Regions from separate parts of the Homo sapiens genome. Here region 2 is linked to region 1. Evidence: read pairs that join two places in POLR2A ChIA-PET (ENCODE). Cell type or tissue: Panc1. All regions are shown on one strand. Each heading gives the region's core, and the rest is flanking DNA. Links, peaks and the distances in the headings are about the cores only. Region 1 overlaps LOC105373682 (a long non-coding RNA gene). Region 2 has its middle 96 kb from the start of RND3.

The links. ChIA-PET counts read pairs that join two places held together with the same protein. Peaks named below come from ENCODE experiments on the same cell type or tissue, not always from the same donor. Only the 100,000 strongest peaks of a DNase experiment are listed, where the experiment ranks them.
Region 2: POLR2A ChIA-PET joins it to region 1 with 7 read pairs; 3 of 35 experiments call an interaction of 5 or more read pairs at or near these places.

Annotation. Positions count from the first base shown.
Region 1 is chr2:150,145,391-150,153,735 of GRCh38, forward strand. LOC105373682 (a long non-coding RNA gene) reads right to left here. Exons shown (of 2, transcript XR_923467.3): 2 at 5,243-7,442. Among named protein-coding and RNA genes, the nearest start is that of LINC01818, 20 kb to the right of the region's middle. In Panc1, for the core only: no CTCF peak of the experiment used is centred there; no DNase peak of the experiment used is centred there; H3K27ac peaks cover 1,202 bases.
Region 2 is chr2:150,387,936-150,396,280 of GRCh38, forward strand. No RefSeq gene overlaps it. Among named protein-coding and RNA genes, the nearest start is that of RND3, 96 kb to the right of the region's middle. In Panc1, for the core only: no CTCF peak of the experiment used is centred there; no DNase peak of the experiment used is centred there.

The DNA.
Region 1 (8,345 bases), core at 54-8,053:
GTTTCTGAATCGTGCCATGAAGAATAAAGTACTGCCAGGAGTGTCTCCGAGAAAGTGTCAAAAGTGTCTGATTTAATTGTTAATGTAAGGATTTAAGATGCTGTTTTTCCCTGGTGCTAACATCTCTCATTGATTCTGGAGCATTTCCATTTGTTGTTTAACAGAAAGAGCCTCGGTATTTATAGCCCTATCACTCTAGAAGGGAAGCATTTGCAATTTGCACTTTCAATTTTGACTCCTAGCCTTCTTTTCCTTTAAATACCCTTCAAATGAGTGTCAGATGCAATTCAAAGAATGCTTTGCAAGAGGTTGCACAAAGCAATTCTCATCCCTATAGGTGAACATTTCAGAAGAATCCCCATACTTCTTTGCTAATTGAAATCTAAACTCATGAGCCCTAGTTAGCCTCAATCCCACTATTGTCAGGGCTCAGGGGAAGATTTGTGTGTGTGCGTTCTTGTGTGTATGCTGCAACTGGAGTCATACCCTATGGCAGATTGCTTTATCTAAAAGTGGTCACATCCGTATGTATTTCTATTCCATTCCACATGCTTTTCTTACATGTGATGTTAGCATTCCTCCGTCAAGATATGGGGTCTTTGTTTCTTCCTCTTGAGCTTGAGGGGATCTTTGTAAATCCTTTGATCAATATAATGACATAGAAGTGGTGCTGCATGACTTCCAAAACAAAGTCATTAAAGGCAGGACATATTCTACCTCTCTATTTCTCTCTCTCTCAATGCTGCCCTTTAGCCACCATGTTTTGAGGAAGCCCAAGACACATGGAGAAGCTATAAGTGGATGTTCTAGCCAAAAGTCCCTGGAAACCATTAGCTGATATTGTAACCATCCAATGGGTTCTTTTTGTCCACTGCCCAGGTAGACCCTATTTATCAAGGCAGGGGAATTGCAATAGAGAGTTTAATACACATAGAGCCAGATGATGGGAAGCTAGAATTTTATTATCACTCAAATCAGTCTCTTCAAAGGCTCAGAAGCTAGGGGTTTTTCAAAGCTAGTTTGGGGGAAGAGGTGGAGATTGCTAGGCAATGGGTGCTTGCTGATTGGTTGGGGCTGCAATTATAGGGGTATGGGAAATGTTGCTCCTATGTGCTGAGTCACTGCTGGGTGGGGCTACAGGAGTGGTTGGCTGGTCCAGGCAGAGTCATCAGTAGTCAGATATGCAAAAAACTTGAAAAGATATCTCAAAAGGCCAATCTTAGGTTCTACAACAGTGATGTTATCTGCAGGAGTAATTGGGGAAGTTGCATATTTTGTGACCCCAGGAATAATGGCTGGCAATCCTTTATGTCTACACCTTAGTAGAATTCAGGCTCCTCTATCCTCCTAGCCTGGTGGTCTTTCATTAGCTTTACAAAGGCAGTTGAGTTTTGGGGAAAGGCTATCATCATTTAAACTATAAACTAAGTGTCTACCAAGATTAGTTTGGCTTAAGCCTAAGAATAACTAAGGGCAGATTGAAGGCTAAAGGCAGGATGGGGATTGGCTAGATCAGATCTCCCTTACTACCATAATTTTATCACCAATAAAATTTATGCAAAGGTGGTTTCAATTTCATGACTTCAACCTCACAAGAGACTGAGTCAAAACCAATCATAGGTCAAGCCACACCCTAATGTAACTGCTCAAGGGATTCACCTTGCCCGTTGCCTAGAAAGAGCCAATTTATCAAGACAGTGGAATTGCAATAGAGAAAGTAATTCACACAGAGATGGCTGTGTGGGAGACCCAAGTTTTATTATTACTCAAATTAGTCTCCCCAGGCATTTGAGGGTCAGGGTTTTTCAGGATAATTTGATGTGGGGGGTGGAGCAGTGAGTCAGCAGTGCTGACTGATTAGGTCAGAGATGAAATTATAGGGAGTTGAAGCTGTCTTCTTGTGCTGAGTCTGTTCCTGGGTGGGGGCCACAAGATCAAATGAGCCATTTTATCTATCTGGGTGGTGCCAGTTGATCCATCAAGTGCAGAGTCTGCAAAATATCTCAAGTATTGCTCTTAGGTTTTACAATGGTGATGTTATCCCCAGGAGCCATTTGGGGAGGGTCAGAAACTTGTAGCCTCCAGCTGCATGACTCCTAAACCATAATTTCTAATCTTGTGGCTAATTTGTTAGTCCTACAAAGGCAGTCTAGTCCTCAAGCAAGAAGGAGGTTAGTTTTGAGAAAAGGCTATTATCATCTTTGTTTTAAACTATAAACTAAGTTCCACCAAAGTTAGTTCAGCCTATGCCCAGGAATGAACAAGGATAGCTTGGAGGTTAGAAGCAAGATGGCGTTGCCTGGGTCAGATCTTTTTCACTGTCTCGGTTATAATTTTTCAATGGTGGTTTCACTAGTCCATAGAAATTGTGGGAGATAATATATGATTATTGCTGTTTAAAATTATTACATTTGGAGAAGATTTGTTATGGCACAATTTAGAGATCAATCAGTTCACAAATATATTTTTCCTATTTGGTGGACCAGGGAGAAGAAACAAAGCATTGATCTACTCATTCATTTATTCAACAAGTATTTGCTGAGCACGTACATGTGCCAGGCCTTGTTCTGGGGCTGAGAAAACAGCAGGGAATAAAATAGAAAATTACGCTTCCCTCATGGAGCTGACCTTTTAGAGGACTCGACCGTGTTGCTCCAAGTTTCCCAGGGTGACCACCATGCATTCCATGCTGCTCCCTCCTGTTCTGCTGAGTCAGAACTATTGAAAAGGAGCCAAGTGTGGAATATCCTTAGCATCACAAGGACATTGTCTACTCTTCTCTAATTATAAGTAAAAGAGCTAATAGAATGCAAAGCTAGGGGAAAAAGAGGAAAATGTTAATACTGAATCAAACCTAACTCAATTAAAAAAAAAAAAAGAAAAGAAAAAGAATTTGGTAATAATTTCTGAAGGAAAAAGAAGGAGGAAGGTAATTTTTGATGGTAGAACACTTCTGAGCATGGAAAGTGCATCTGATTAGAGACTTTATCCAGTCAGAGGGAAGCCGGGGACATAGGAAACCATAGGGTATAAGTCAGAAGGAAAAATGAGAAAAATCCAAAGGAACATTATGCTTCCCTGGAAATTGTGCCGAGCCAGCTCTTTTGAAGACACAAAGGGCTACAAAAATCACAACCATTTCTAAGTCACCCCAGAGCTCATATAAAATAGCCAGATTCTATGACAGGTTGCCTGCAATTTTTCTTTTGCTTAGCTCTAAGGGTTTATAAGAGGAAGAGTGAAATCACCAAGCCTAACTTTTCTCTAAGGTGGGTCAATTGACTGCCCACCATAGGCAAATTGCAGATTTTGCAGGCCCCTAGAAAGTTGTAATTGCAGATTGATTCCTCCATCCTAAGAGGAGGAAGAGTAAAGCTGCTCACTAGGCTCGAAGCTGGGTAGAGAGCCTGGTCAAACTGTTGGTGCCTCATGACTCAGGAGCCAAACAGCAAGGCACCTTGTGAGAAAAGATTGGAAGCACCGCCAGAGCTCTGAGGACTTCCCAGCAAGCCTAGGAGTGTGAATGCCTAGGAGATGGCCAGCTGGAAAGCAATCTTGGGTCTCAAAGGATTTCTCTGCTCTCTTGTGAAAAACAATAATCTTCACTTCCAGCAATCACCTGATTAAAAATCTCACTTCCGTGGTCTCTAAAGTTCTTTCAATATCTAAAAAAAATTTGGCATAGTCTTTTATCACAACTATGGCTAAGAGGAAGCAAATAAAGTCTGGGAATCTTGATAGGTATTTTTTTGTTGTTGTTAATTAAAGAGTTTCTAAGATTAACCTTCTCTCTACAACTTACAGCCTCTTAAAGTGGAAAAGATAAAAGTGTCATCTAAAGAAAAATGCCCCAAACTAAAGCTGGCTTAAATGGAGAAAACTCATAGAGAGAGTTACTTGTGTTTTAAACACATACACAATATAAATGGTGTCAAAAGTTTAGAATCTAGAATTTTTAAGTCTACTTTATGTTATCTACAGAATACATTCTAAATTTGAAAGCAAACTAAGAACAATATTTCTCTTAGTGTTTATTTCAGGTTTCTTTTGCCCCAAATTAATTGGGAAGCAGGGAAAAATAAAAAACTAAAAAATGTTTCATCCAACCACAGGGAGAAAACCAAACACTCAGCCAAGCTATTCGCCTGGGCAGCCTGCACCTAGAAAGCACAAATGACTCTCTCTTCTACCCTTCTCTCTGATAAAAGAATACTGAGCTATTCTTTGAATGAAAGAAGAATCTCTACCTACATAGTGAGATATACCTTTAAGGGGAAAAATAAAAATACTTCTTGGAAAGTACACAGTTATATGGTTAAGGGATTTTTTTTTCCCCTTAACAGAAAAATTATAAACCTACCAAAACATGAACATTGTCAAAAGATCAAGGAAAAACATTTTTGCCATATTTATAGATTTTTTTTTTTAGTGACAGCTTATTCAAATCACCCAATAGGAAAATGACTTACAACCTGGCAGAAAAATGGCAAAAGGATGTGAAGTGGCAATGTACAGACAGCAATATAAATAGTTATCATACAAGAGATATTCAGTTTCACTCATTCATGAAAATGTAAATAAAAAAATAAATGGGATATCATGTTTTACTTCTCAGGAAGACAACAAATTTAAAAGTTTGAGGTCATCTGGAGCTGTTAGAGAGCTGGGAAATGTGAGCTCTCATAAATTGTTAAGTGAGATAATAATTTGGTATAATTTTACAAAAGGAAAATTTGCCAATACCTATCAAAATATAAAATAAACATGTCTTTGACCCAGTAATTTTACTACATATACACACACTCAAATAAAGTTTACTTCTAAAAATGCCCCTGAATATACATGAAAAAATTTTATGTTAATATGTGTGTTTAATTATTTGTGTGTGGCATGGCCTTATCTTCACACATATGGGTGTCCATTGCAGCACTGTCTGTAAAAGATTAAAACTAGATACGACCAAAGTCCATCTGCAGGGATGTGGGACTGTAAAATAATAAAACACTGTAAAGTCATTAAAAAGAATAAATTAGACCTGTATGAAATTATATGGAAATATCACATAATGCAAGTGAAGGAAGCAAAGTGTAGGACAGTCTATCTAGTATGATTATTTTGTTATGAAATAAACATACAAACGTGCAGGGAAAAGAAAGACACAAGGACATGCAATGACCTCCAACCCCCACTGTAAGATATATAAAACCGTCAATCAGTTACACTTTGGAGAAAGCCTGGGAGGTGGGGTGGGCACAAAGGAAAAGAATTTTATTTTTTTGACTTGTACATTTTTGTATATTTTTAGCCTCATACATTGCTAATTTTATAAAAATACCAAAAAGTTATCTGACAAGGAAAATTATCCAACTCTTGTTTTCTCCTTTGTACTTCTCTGCACTAAATATTAGCTAATACATTAATATATACATATAGTTTCCTGGCTCTTTTTCTTGCATGTTGAAAATCAAAGTTAAATTTCTCTACCAGTTATATAATTAAAGCCTGTCAGATTCAAAGAGAAATTATGAAAACTGATTTTCTAAGAAAGGGAGGACATAAGGATGCACCACTGATGCTCTTACTTTTAATAAATCCTTTTCTTTAAACAGCAATAGGTTTTCTAGCCAATCTTTTAATGTGATTCTTCTGCTCATGCCAATTCATGTCTGGGGATGGTTTCGCTGCCTTTAGTTAAACACTAAAGAGTTGTCAGGCAAAGGCACCAAGTCAGGCGTCTTCAGGACAGATACCGAAACACAGAAAGGACCAAAAAAACAGAAGTAAAATAAACCTGAGAACTTAAATAAAATGGACAAATTCCTTTAAAGGTAAAAATTAGCAAAACTACAACATGAAAGAGAAATTCTGAATAGTTTTATAGCTATTAAACAAATGGAATTACTAAGTAAAACCCAGTAACAACTAGTGTACTATTATATATACTAAAATCTAAAACCTGACAATAGCTAGAATGATCTATATGGTAATTGATTAGAGTAGGAGACATTAATATGAATTCATGTTAGATTAATGTAGATATAGAGATAGATTATATGTAGAAATATTTATCGATTATATACTGCTGGAGTGAAAGCACACAGGTATCTGTATAAAAAGGATCATTATCTCTTACATCATGGCATATGAAAAAATTAACTTAAAATACATCACAGACCTGAAGGTAAAACTTAACTATAAAACTTCTTATAAAAAAAGAATAAAAATCTTTGTATCCCTGGGATAGGCAAAGATTTTTACACAGAACACAGAAAACACAAAATCATAAATTTTAAAAATAAAAAAATTGTATTTTATCAAATGAAAACCTTTTTCTCTTTGTAAGACAACATTATGAACATTAAAAAGCAAGCCACGAAGTGAGAGGAGTTATTCGTAATATGTAGATCTGACGAAGGACTTTATTCAGAATACATAAAGATATATCACAACTCAATAATGAGAAAAACAAGCTATTTAATAAATGAGGAAAAGATTTGAAAAGATGTTTCAAATGTGTGGCGGGGGCAAGGGGTATATGGGACATCTCTGTAACTTCCTTTCAGTTTTGCTGTGAACCTAAAACTGTTCTAAGAAAATAACGTCTTTTTTTAAAAAGCAGGCATTTTATAGCATAGGCTAAAACTGCATATGCAGCCATGATATAATTCTATGGATACACGCACATCATATGGAAATGTTCCTTGACTGGGTCTTAAAAAGTAACATAAAATGAAATAAAGAAAAATCAAATAATTTCTAATCAATCAGTTTACAATCCTGGGAATTTTTCATTTAGCTAAACTTACCATAGAGATAACATAAGATGCAAGAAACAAACCAAAAAAAAAAAAAAGAAAAAAAGAAAGAAAGAAAGAAAGGAAATAAGAAAGAAAGGAAGTCCATTAAGCAGAATTCAAGTTGTCACATATTTATAGCTCCATCAGAGGGGTCCATTTGTTAACAGCCGATGAACCTATGTTGACACATCATAATCACTCAAAGTCCACAGTTTACATTAGAGTTTGCTATTGCTGTTGTACATCCTATGAGCTTTGACAAATGTATAATGACACGTATCCATTTTTATAGTGTCATATAGACTAGTTTCACTGCCTTAAAAATCCTCTGTGCTCCAGGTATCCATCCCCCAATCCCCAACCCCTGGTAACCACTGATCTTTTTATGGTGTCCATAGTTTTGTCATTTCCAGATGTCATATACTTGGAATACAGAGTATGTAACCTCTTCAGATTGGCTTCTATCACTTAGTAATATGCATTTAAGTTTCCTCCATGGCTTTTCATGGCTTGATAGCACATTTCTTTTTAGTGCTGAATAATATTCCATTGTCAGGACGTACCACAGTTAATTTATTTGTTCACTTGCTGAAGGATATCGGCATCATGGTTGCTTCCAAGTTTTGACAATTACGAACAAAGCTGCTGTAAATATAAAAAAAAGAAAAGACATTTCAGAGAAGAACACATGACATCTAATAAGTACATTTAAAAGTGCTCAACATCATAAGTCATCAGGGAAAAAAGTTAAAATCACCATGAGATACCTCTACATACTCATTGAAATAGCTAAAATTAAAATGACTAACATCAAATGTTGGTTGGAATATAAAGCAACTAAAATTTGTATCTATTTTCTTGGGACTACAAAATGGTAAAATCAATTTGGAAAAATGTTTGGCAGCTTCTGCTAAAGCTGAACATACATCTACCATTAAATCCAGACATTCTACTCCTAGATATTTGCCTAAGATGAAAACATATAGCCACACAAAAACTTGTACACAAATGTTTATGGCAATTATTTTTTGATAATCAAAAATCAGAGGGAGGGGACCCAAATGTCTATAAAACAGATGAATGTATAAACTGCAATGTGTCCACACAAAGAAATAATAATTAGCAATAAAAAAGATCAAAGTACTAATTTAGCAACATAGATGAATCTCAAAATTATGTTGATTGAAAGAAACAGAGCATTCTGTTATTTTTACACTTTTGTATAAAATTTAGAAAACGCAAACAATCTGTAACGACAGAAAGTAGACCTGTGGTTGCCTGGTGCCAAAGGCAATGTGTAAAATCAATTTTAGAGAGGAAAGAGGAATTGGGGAGGGAGATGGTGATAAAAATGCCGTGTCTCCATTGTAGTGATGGTTTCTTGGGTGTATACGGGTGTCAAAACTCACATAATTGTATTTATTGTACATAAATTATATTGCAATAAAGTTTTTTAAAGAGTCATTTACCTATTATTTTAGACAGAAATCATCAAGAATTGAGAGAAACATACACAAGAGTTGGAGTAAAAGGTGGAGCCAAGATTTA
Region 2 (8,345 bases), core at 136-8,135, 240 kb after region 1:
GTAAGTCCACACTCTGCCTCTCCACATGCAGATGCAAGCAGTGGCCCCAGTGAGCAGTTCTCTGGCTGCTGGGGTAATAGTCCAGGGAGGCCACAGAGGGATTGGGGAGTAACAAGTGACAGTAAGCCCCACCCAACACCCACGCACTTGGCAAGTTAGATCTCCAACCTACGGTGTTCCACTAACAGTGGCTAGCTAAGTGCCAGGCAGTCTGAGCTCAGAACTAAAATCTCCCTCAGGCCATAAACCTTCCCTGTGAGACAGAAACCACAGCTTTCAGGCCATGCCCCTCTCAGTCCGTCTGTGAAGTAGGGGCATCCAGTTCCTGTGCCCATGACTACAACACACTTCCCACTGACCCCTTTGTTCTGGCCAAGGAGGTTTGTCCCAACTTGAAATTACATCATGAATCTCAGGAGCTTCCCTCCACCTGTGACCACCAACTGAGTTCGCCAACAGACTTCTGCGAGGTCCCCTGGGAGGTAGGATCAAGGATATGTTCCCTTCATCCCAGCTGGAGTCTGGGAGTGCTTATAAATTATGTCCAATGCCACTCCTTCTCATACACTTCCCACCACACACTAAATCAACTCCAGCACTGAGATAAGGCCTTCCCCTGTGGCCTGGATTGCCAGGTTCCCCAGTGGGGAATGTATATCCTGGGGGCAGTTTCTCCCCCTCTCACACTCTGGGGACTTACAATTTTCCTCCTCACTCAAGGCATAGGCTCAGCCTGCCATTTCTTTCAAAGGTTCTGTTATTTTTATTTTTCAGTTTTCCTGTTAATTTCCTGTGTTGCCTCTTGGAAACAAGTTCACAGCATGAGTCTCTACAAACTATTTTGTCTTTCCAAGTGGGAGAGGCATGCTAACAATTCCTCCAATCCACCATCTTGGGGGAAAAAAAGGCCCTAATAATTTTTAAAAGTGTGAATGCATCCTGATGCCAGAAAGGTTTTGAGAACTATCAAATAAGCAACTGATGTGGACTGAATGTTTAAATCCCTGTAAAATTTATTTGTTGAACTCCTAACCCCCAAGGTAATGGTATGAGGAGGTAGGGTCTTCAGGATGTGACAAGGTCATGAGCGAAGAGCCTTCATGAATGGGATTGGTGTCCTTATAAAAGAGGCCTGAGGGAGCCTTATACTTCTTCACCATGTAAGGACACAGCAAGGAGGTGTCCTCTATAAGCCAGAAAACAGGCCCTCACCAGACACTGAAGCTGCCTTAATGTTGGGCTTTCTAGCCTCCAGAAGTGTGAAAAATAAATTTCTGTTGTTTGTAAGCTACCCAGTTTATGATATTTTGTTATAGCAACCTGAATGCACTAAGATAGCAATGATTTATAAACTTGTTTGTAACATCGGAAACCTGTACTCAAAGGAAATTTTAAATTAAAGACTAATTTATAAAAAGATAAAAATCTGAGTTGCTATGGTGAAACAGAAAAATAGGACCCAAAGCCTCCCAGTTTTGCCTCTTCCCTATTCCCTTTCACTTCCTCATGAGTCCCTACCTGGAATCCCAGTTAGAAAATCTCTATGCAAAACCATCAGTAAGCTGATGCAGCAGGCAGCAGGAATGCAGCATCCCAGGCCAAGTGGGAGTGGAGAATGATGTCAGGGACAACGTTAAGATGAGTGATGCGAGAGCCTTAAATCAGATCATAGACAGGATAACCTCCCCTGTCTCCTTTTCCATTTATCCACTGGAGCTTTCTTACTGAAAAATACTTGACTTCTGATCTCTTAACTATGTGTGGAATCACCAGTGAGCACACCCCAAAGTGATTAATTTGGTATGAAGGAAAGGTGGTGTCTGAGCATGGGATGGAGACAGAGAAATTCCTGGCACATTTTTTTCTCTGAATTAGCAGTGTTGGGGTTGAGCAATTGAGGAATAATTTCCACCCAACTGTAGGACCAAATACTATTTTGAATGACCGGGGAATAGAATGAAATACAAGAATACACAGGAGGGTGAAATAATAGCAGCAAGTCTAGAACTGGGTAGAGTATTTTCAGGTGGTTCTGAGTTATGGACAGACAGTAGAATGTAGAGGGAGTATAATACAACTAGATAATGGAATTCCAGGACTCCATCTTTAGTGCTGGCCTCTGTGCTGACATCCAGATCAAAACCAGTTTCTGGGCTTTTACTTAGCTTTCTAAAAAATATCTCAAATTTAATTTGACCTGGACTTGCTATTGCATTCCTTCTGGTTCTATGTCCTATGTCAATTATGGCATTATCATTCACTGTGTCAATAAATCTAGATCTTCTGAAGTCTCCCATGATAAAGGTTTGGGGTGAACAATTGCCATTGGGAGGCTGTTCAATGTCCAAACCTCCTTTTCCAGTTGGGAGAAGCCACCAGACTTAACGACACACAATCTTCTCCTTTCCTAAGAAAGAGACATACTCTCCCTGCACCCTCAGGCTTGGCACCCAGTTGGCTTAACATCATTGGAACAGAGTGTTAGGGGCAACAGGTTCAGAGGGAGTCATGCTGAGTAGCAGCAGCTACACCAGTGCATTTGAGCCACATCTTTCCTTCCAGCGATGGTGAAGCTCCTCCCTACTCTTGGCTGTCCAGAGCCTTATTTGCCTTTGTGTTGTTTGTTTTACATTTTTAACATCTGGTTCTCAACTCTCACATTGGTTATCCCAACCAGTCTTAATAAAATTTTCCCAATAAAGTCCTTTCTACTCTCATAGCCAGAGACACTTGTTCTTGCTTGCAGTACAAATTCTTGAACTAGACACTATTTTCTTTCTATTTTATTTTAAAAATGTCTCCCCTACACACCTAAGTACTACTCTAAGTTCAGGCCCTTATCATTTGGACAAGAACAATTGTGCCTCCCTGACACCAGTCTTTCCCCACTCCAATCCAACCTCTCCACTCATATTGTTTTTTTCCAAAGATTTTAGCATAGCCTTCTTTCTTTTGTTCAATAACGAAAGCAACCAAATCTTCCTGGCACCCTTATGCTTGCAGAATAGTGTTTGACTACATATCATTCAAGGCCTCTCAATCTACTTTCCAATATCCAGCATACAGCTCCTGTGAGCAGAAGACAATTCAAAATTATTTTTGTAGCCCCAAGATCTGGCAAAACACCTGGTGTAAAGTAAAGCCCAATAAATGAATGAGTGCATGCATGCATGCATGACTTGTTACTCAGAAACCCAGTACACTCGATACAATTAAGTGTATGTCATTTCCCAAAGTCTCTACAGAAACATTCACATCTTTCTAAATATAGTCAGGCACTGCCTAACGATGTCTCGGTCAATGGTGGACCACATATAAGACAGTGGTGCCATAAGATTATAATACTGTATCCTTACTGTACCTTTTCTTTGTTTAGATATGTTTAGATACACAACAGCATTACAATTGCCTACAGAATTCAGTACAGTAACGTGCTGTACCGGTGTGTAGCCTAGCAGTAACAGGCCATCCCTTATAACCTAGGTGTGCAGTAGGCTACACCATCTAGGTTTGTGTGAGTACACTCTACGATGTTCAAATAACGACAAAATCATCTAAGGATGAAGTTCTCAGAATCTATTTGCATCATTAAGGGATGCGTGACAGCATATGAAAAAGTATACATAATGTCTATTTTGGGGGTTCTCTGCCTCATAGTGCTCTGTTTCTATGGCTGGTATGCACTTATCTTGATATAGTCAGTTTGATTCTGCCTGCCTTGTCCAATAATGCATAAGCTCTTTCAGGGCAAGAACCATCTGTTATTTATCTTTGCACTCTTAATGCTTAAACACAGAGTAGATGTTTGATATATCTTTGCTCAACTTGCCTCCTAAAGAGGAAATGTGTGGTATGAGAAAGGAGTGGGTAAGAATTCTGCTTGACAAAAACTTTACTTCCCACAACTCATGCAGAAATGTTTTCAAAATTTCAACATTAAATATGCTCTTTGCTGACTGCTTTTTGTCAACACCCTTTGCCAGATTGAGGACATCCACCTTTTGCTCTCTGTTTCTTGACAGTGGTGACCCTGAGGGCTTGACATTTGCATACCAGAAACCTCCTTGGCTTCAACATTTGCTCACATCCCTGACAACAGAGTTTCTGGGGCATGGTACTCACACTGTAAATTGCACAGACAGAATTGAAGTAAAAATCTCCCAACTATTTCTGATAATGAAGAGGGTTCTGAAAGCCTACCAAAGCCTCTATAATTATCTCAAGTGAAACCTTCTTATTAAACTTTAAGCTCTTTTCATTTTGGTTATTGTCATTTACGTGAAATGGGTGAATGGGAACGAAGCCTGGGAAAATTATGAAGTTGTTAAGCCTGTTTATGTTCATTCAGCTCAGAGTTTGAGCTTAAAAAGTGGAGTGTGTGTAGGGGAGGCAATCAACGCATCTTTATGAATGAAATCCAATAGTTATTAACAGATGCTGTAGCTTATTTTCCTTTGGCTGAAAAAAAAGGAGAAGGGTCAGTGTTAGGCAATATATTTTCTGTCTTATTTCATGGTAGACAACTTTGAAATATTTAATATGTTTATCAACATTTTTAGATATGCAAAAGAAGAAATTATTTGGCTCTTTTCTTATACAAGGATACTAAGCTATATTAAGCAATGTAAACATTTCTGCTTGTAGGGATTGGTCTCCAGTGGTTGGTTGTCAACCTCATGTAGAGCCTTCTCTTAGGTCCAGCAGCCCCCTTTTTTAGGGGTGTCTCAGCCAGAGGCACTTTGCCATGAAGGCGGGAGAGGCGTGGACGAACAGCAGCCTTGGCATGCCAAGTGGTGATACCTGCTCATCCATCATTTCATTTAGACAAATGAAAGATTACAGCCCTATGAGAAAAGGCAGTCACAGCCACACAATGCTTTGTGCACAAAGTAAATTGCTAGTTTCCTGTGATCTTTCTGACAAGTAAATTACTGCAGAAAATAACATAGATGGGAATACAATGACAAAAATGCAGAGACTTGGTCGTTCAAAGGAGTTATTGGACCTCTGACACAACCATTTCTAAAGAACCTTAGACCCTCTTTTCAATGGAAAGAGGATTTTCCTCCATCTTTCTATAGTGTATTTTGAAGAGAAATAATATATGATGGGCAGGGTAAGAAGTGGAATTCTCAGTAATCAAATATCATTTTTTCATGATAGGAAGATATTAAAATTATGCATAAAGAGAAGAGCTTGCTTTGGGGATTGCTGTGCCTGTGATCATTCTAGCTTGGCACTGAAGATCACAGTGATGCAGTCTATTTTGCATAAAAGATAGCTTCTGAGAGGTCTTTTTATATCTTAACAATCCTAGTTCTTCATATTTTTATTCAATCATAAAATAGGAGTTCTTATTTTGTTTTTTTAACAAATAAGAAGAAATTCCTTTCATTAGAATTCATTTCCCTTTGCCTATTCCAAGCCTAAACTCTCAAACGTCTTCTAAAGACTGTATGAATCCCCGAGGCAGAAAAATAAAAGCTTTATTAGCAAAGTCAAGTGGAGCTGAGGAGGGAAGGGTACTGAAGATAACAGAGGTAATAATCTAATCACAAATATCATAAATTTCTGAGCTTCAGATTCCTCAGAGATGTCTCAAAGTTGACAGACTTCATAAAATTGTAGAGTCAAATAGGATTTTTAGCAAGACTCAGTGACATGAAATGGTCTATTCAGTACCTAAGACACTGCACCGTGAAGCTGACACTAGAATCCTGATGTTGCAGACTGTAGAGCTTTCTACTACTAAAGTAGGGATTTCTTCCAGAATTCTTACAGCAGGGTGCTGTCAGGAGGAGAGCACTTAGTAGGGAGACCCAATCCTCCAATTGATAATTGGTTGTATGTCTTAGGCAAGAGACATAAACTCTTCGTGCATCGTGTGGAAGATGAGGGTGTGGGATGGGATTAGGCATTCTCAAGTGGCAGCACAGGGAGGGTGTACTTAAATAGCATATCTTCAAGACCCATGTCATAATTTTATACTTAAGACGATAGCCTACAGAATAAAAACCGTAGTGAGCAGAATGCAGTGAAATCAGCTAATGAAGCATATATTAAATGCACTGAAAAACACAGGAATAAAATGCCAAAATATTTCCCAGAGCTGATAGCCTTGGTGGTCCCTAATGACGGATGCTAATTCCTTCTTGTTCATACATTGTTGCCTTAGTCTCTACTTCCTCATCATTGTTGGTTTGTTACTGCATCAAGTCCCCTTCCAGGGTCTTGGGAAAACTGTCCTGTGAGCACAAAATCATTGGCAGATTTTAAGATGCCAAACATATCACTTCTTGCATTGTATTTAAACACTATTATTTAAATTCAGTTCAACAAACATCTTTGTATCCTTACTGTGTAAGTAAGACTTTGTTCCTGCCTTTGGGGGCTTTGTGCAGAAGATAGTCAGACTATCAAAAAATGACCTTTGGGGCTACACTGAGCTTTCGGTCTTCTGTCTCTTTGTCAGCTTTATCCTAAATAATCCCACACTCTGAGGCATTTGGGGGAATGCACATACATAGTAAGGAGAGAGGCTCTCTTCCTTTGAAAGAGCAAGCAGAATGGACATTCCTGAAAAGATTATATTCTTTGTAGTACGCTTTCCTGCAAACTGTTCATTTGAGGAGCAGAGGAATCTAGTGCTTACTTTATTAAAATGAAGTTTTGCTATCTGATTTGGTTGAGTAAATATCGACACCTGATTCTAAGGTGGAGAACTTATAATTTTCATTTCCAACAAATCCTCAAGTAATGCTGATATTGCTGCTGCAGGACCACATTGGAGAGCTCTAGACAAGCAATATACAAACTGAGATGTATGTACACGCAGGGATACATAAAAACGTATCCAGGGGTACCCAGGAGTAGATAGAGGCACTGAGAGCACTTTCCAGATCCTCAATTTCTATGTTATTATTTCCTAATTAATAAAATAATCCATCTGAGAATTTAGCCATGGCTTTACACTCCCACCTCCCTTTCTGCGATTGATTATTTTCTCCCACTTTGCACAAGAGAAGCATAACCCTCCCCATGAGGAAAAAGTTTGAAGAATTGAGTGAGAATGCTATTAAAAAATTCCTTCCATTTGTATCTACTTATTTATGTGAATAAGGCTTCTTAGTGCCTCTTTTTAAACAAAATAGCAATAGTAGTAAGGCTGAAATCTGTCTTACTCTAGCAGCAAGTAATATTTATTTATGGATCTATGAATCCATTAACAAAATAAAAGTTACACTCCTCATTAAGTAATATAGTTCAGTAAAATTTTCCTCCTTATAACTATGTGTTCAGTATTTTAACATATTTATTGCGTTTTGATTAACTGTGTATAAAAATGCTTATAATAATAACTAAACACAGAAGAAAAAATGTTCACACTTAAGGCCTGTAGTTACAGAAAATAAATAGAAAAATTTAACGTATATAAATATTATTGCAGCATATAAATAGGATAAGAGTATGAGTGAAAACTTTCAAAGATGAATATATCAGGATAGAATACTGAGAGAAAGGAAAATGAAAATATCAGGTCATGGAAAATAAAACAATGTATAATTTCACACTGTTTAAGAAGTCATTCGTACACTTTTAAAGCAACAGTGGTTATCAACTCACTATGGTATTTTGATTCTTTACCTACATTTAAGGTTTTTATGTTAAAATGTCCTGGTTTACAGTATGAGAGAAATTACAGTTTTTGTTACTTCTTAAGATTTTAAAACTTGTCTACTTAAAACGTGTTGTTTTACATCTTTTTTTCATAATTTTTTTCGGGGGTACTTCAACAAAAATTTGAAGACTACTGCTTGTGATGGTACTTGTAGCCAGGAGAGACTGTTTTTCTACTCAGGTAATTATCAACTGTTTATTTTATTAACTTTCAAAATGTATTATAGTTAACTCCAGGGTGGAGGCCATCAAGGACCTTCAGGGACTATGAAGTACAGTTCAAAATGTGGCCTCCTCCCCCAACTGACATTGTAAAGCCCCCTTGCACAAGTTTCCATTCCCTCCTCCATAGGTATATGAGAAATGGGAGAAGAGCCAGCTGTCTTTGCTTTTTTCTGCTATCTCTGCCCTCCTCTATTTCCCCATTTATGATTGCTATGTGTCAGTTCCGCCAGATGCCATCACATTCCGTTTTCCCAAGATTTGTGAAAACTTGTCTCTGATTGGCTTAAAAACTCTACTGGCTTAAAAAACTCTCTTGACTTCCAAGCTGTGCTTGAGTGTCTGACGGCATTTCTCTGGGCCTCTTTCTTTATCATTAACACCAGTTACCTCACCACAGGGAAGCTTGCTGGGCGTACAATGTAGGGTCAGAGGTATGGGCAGCT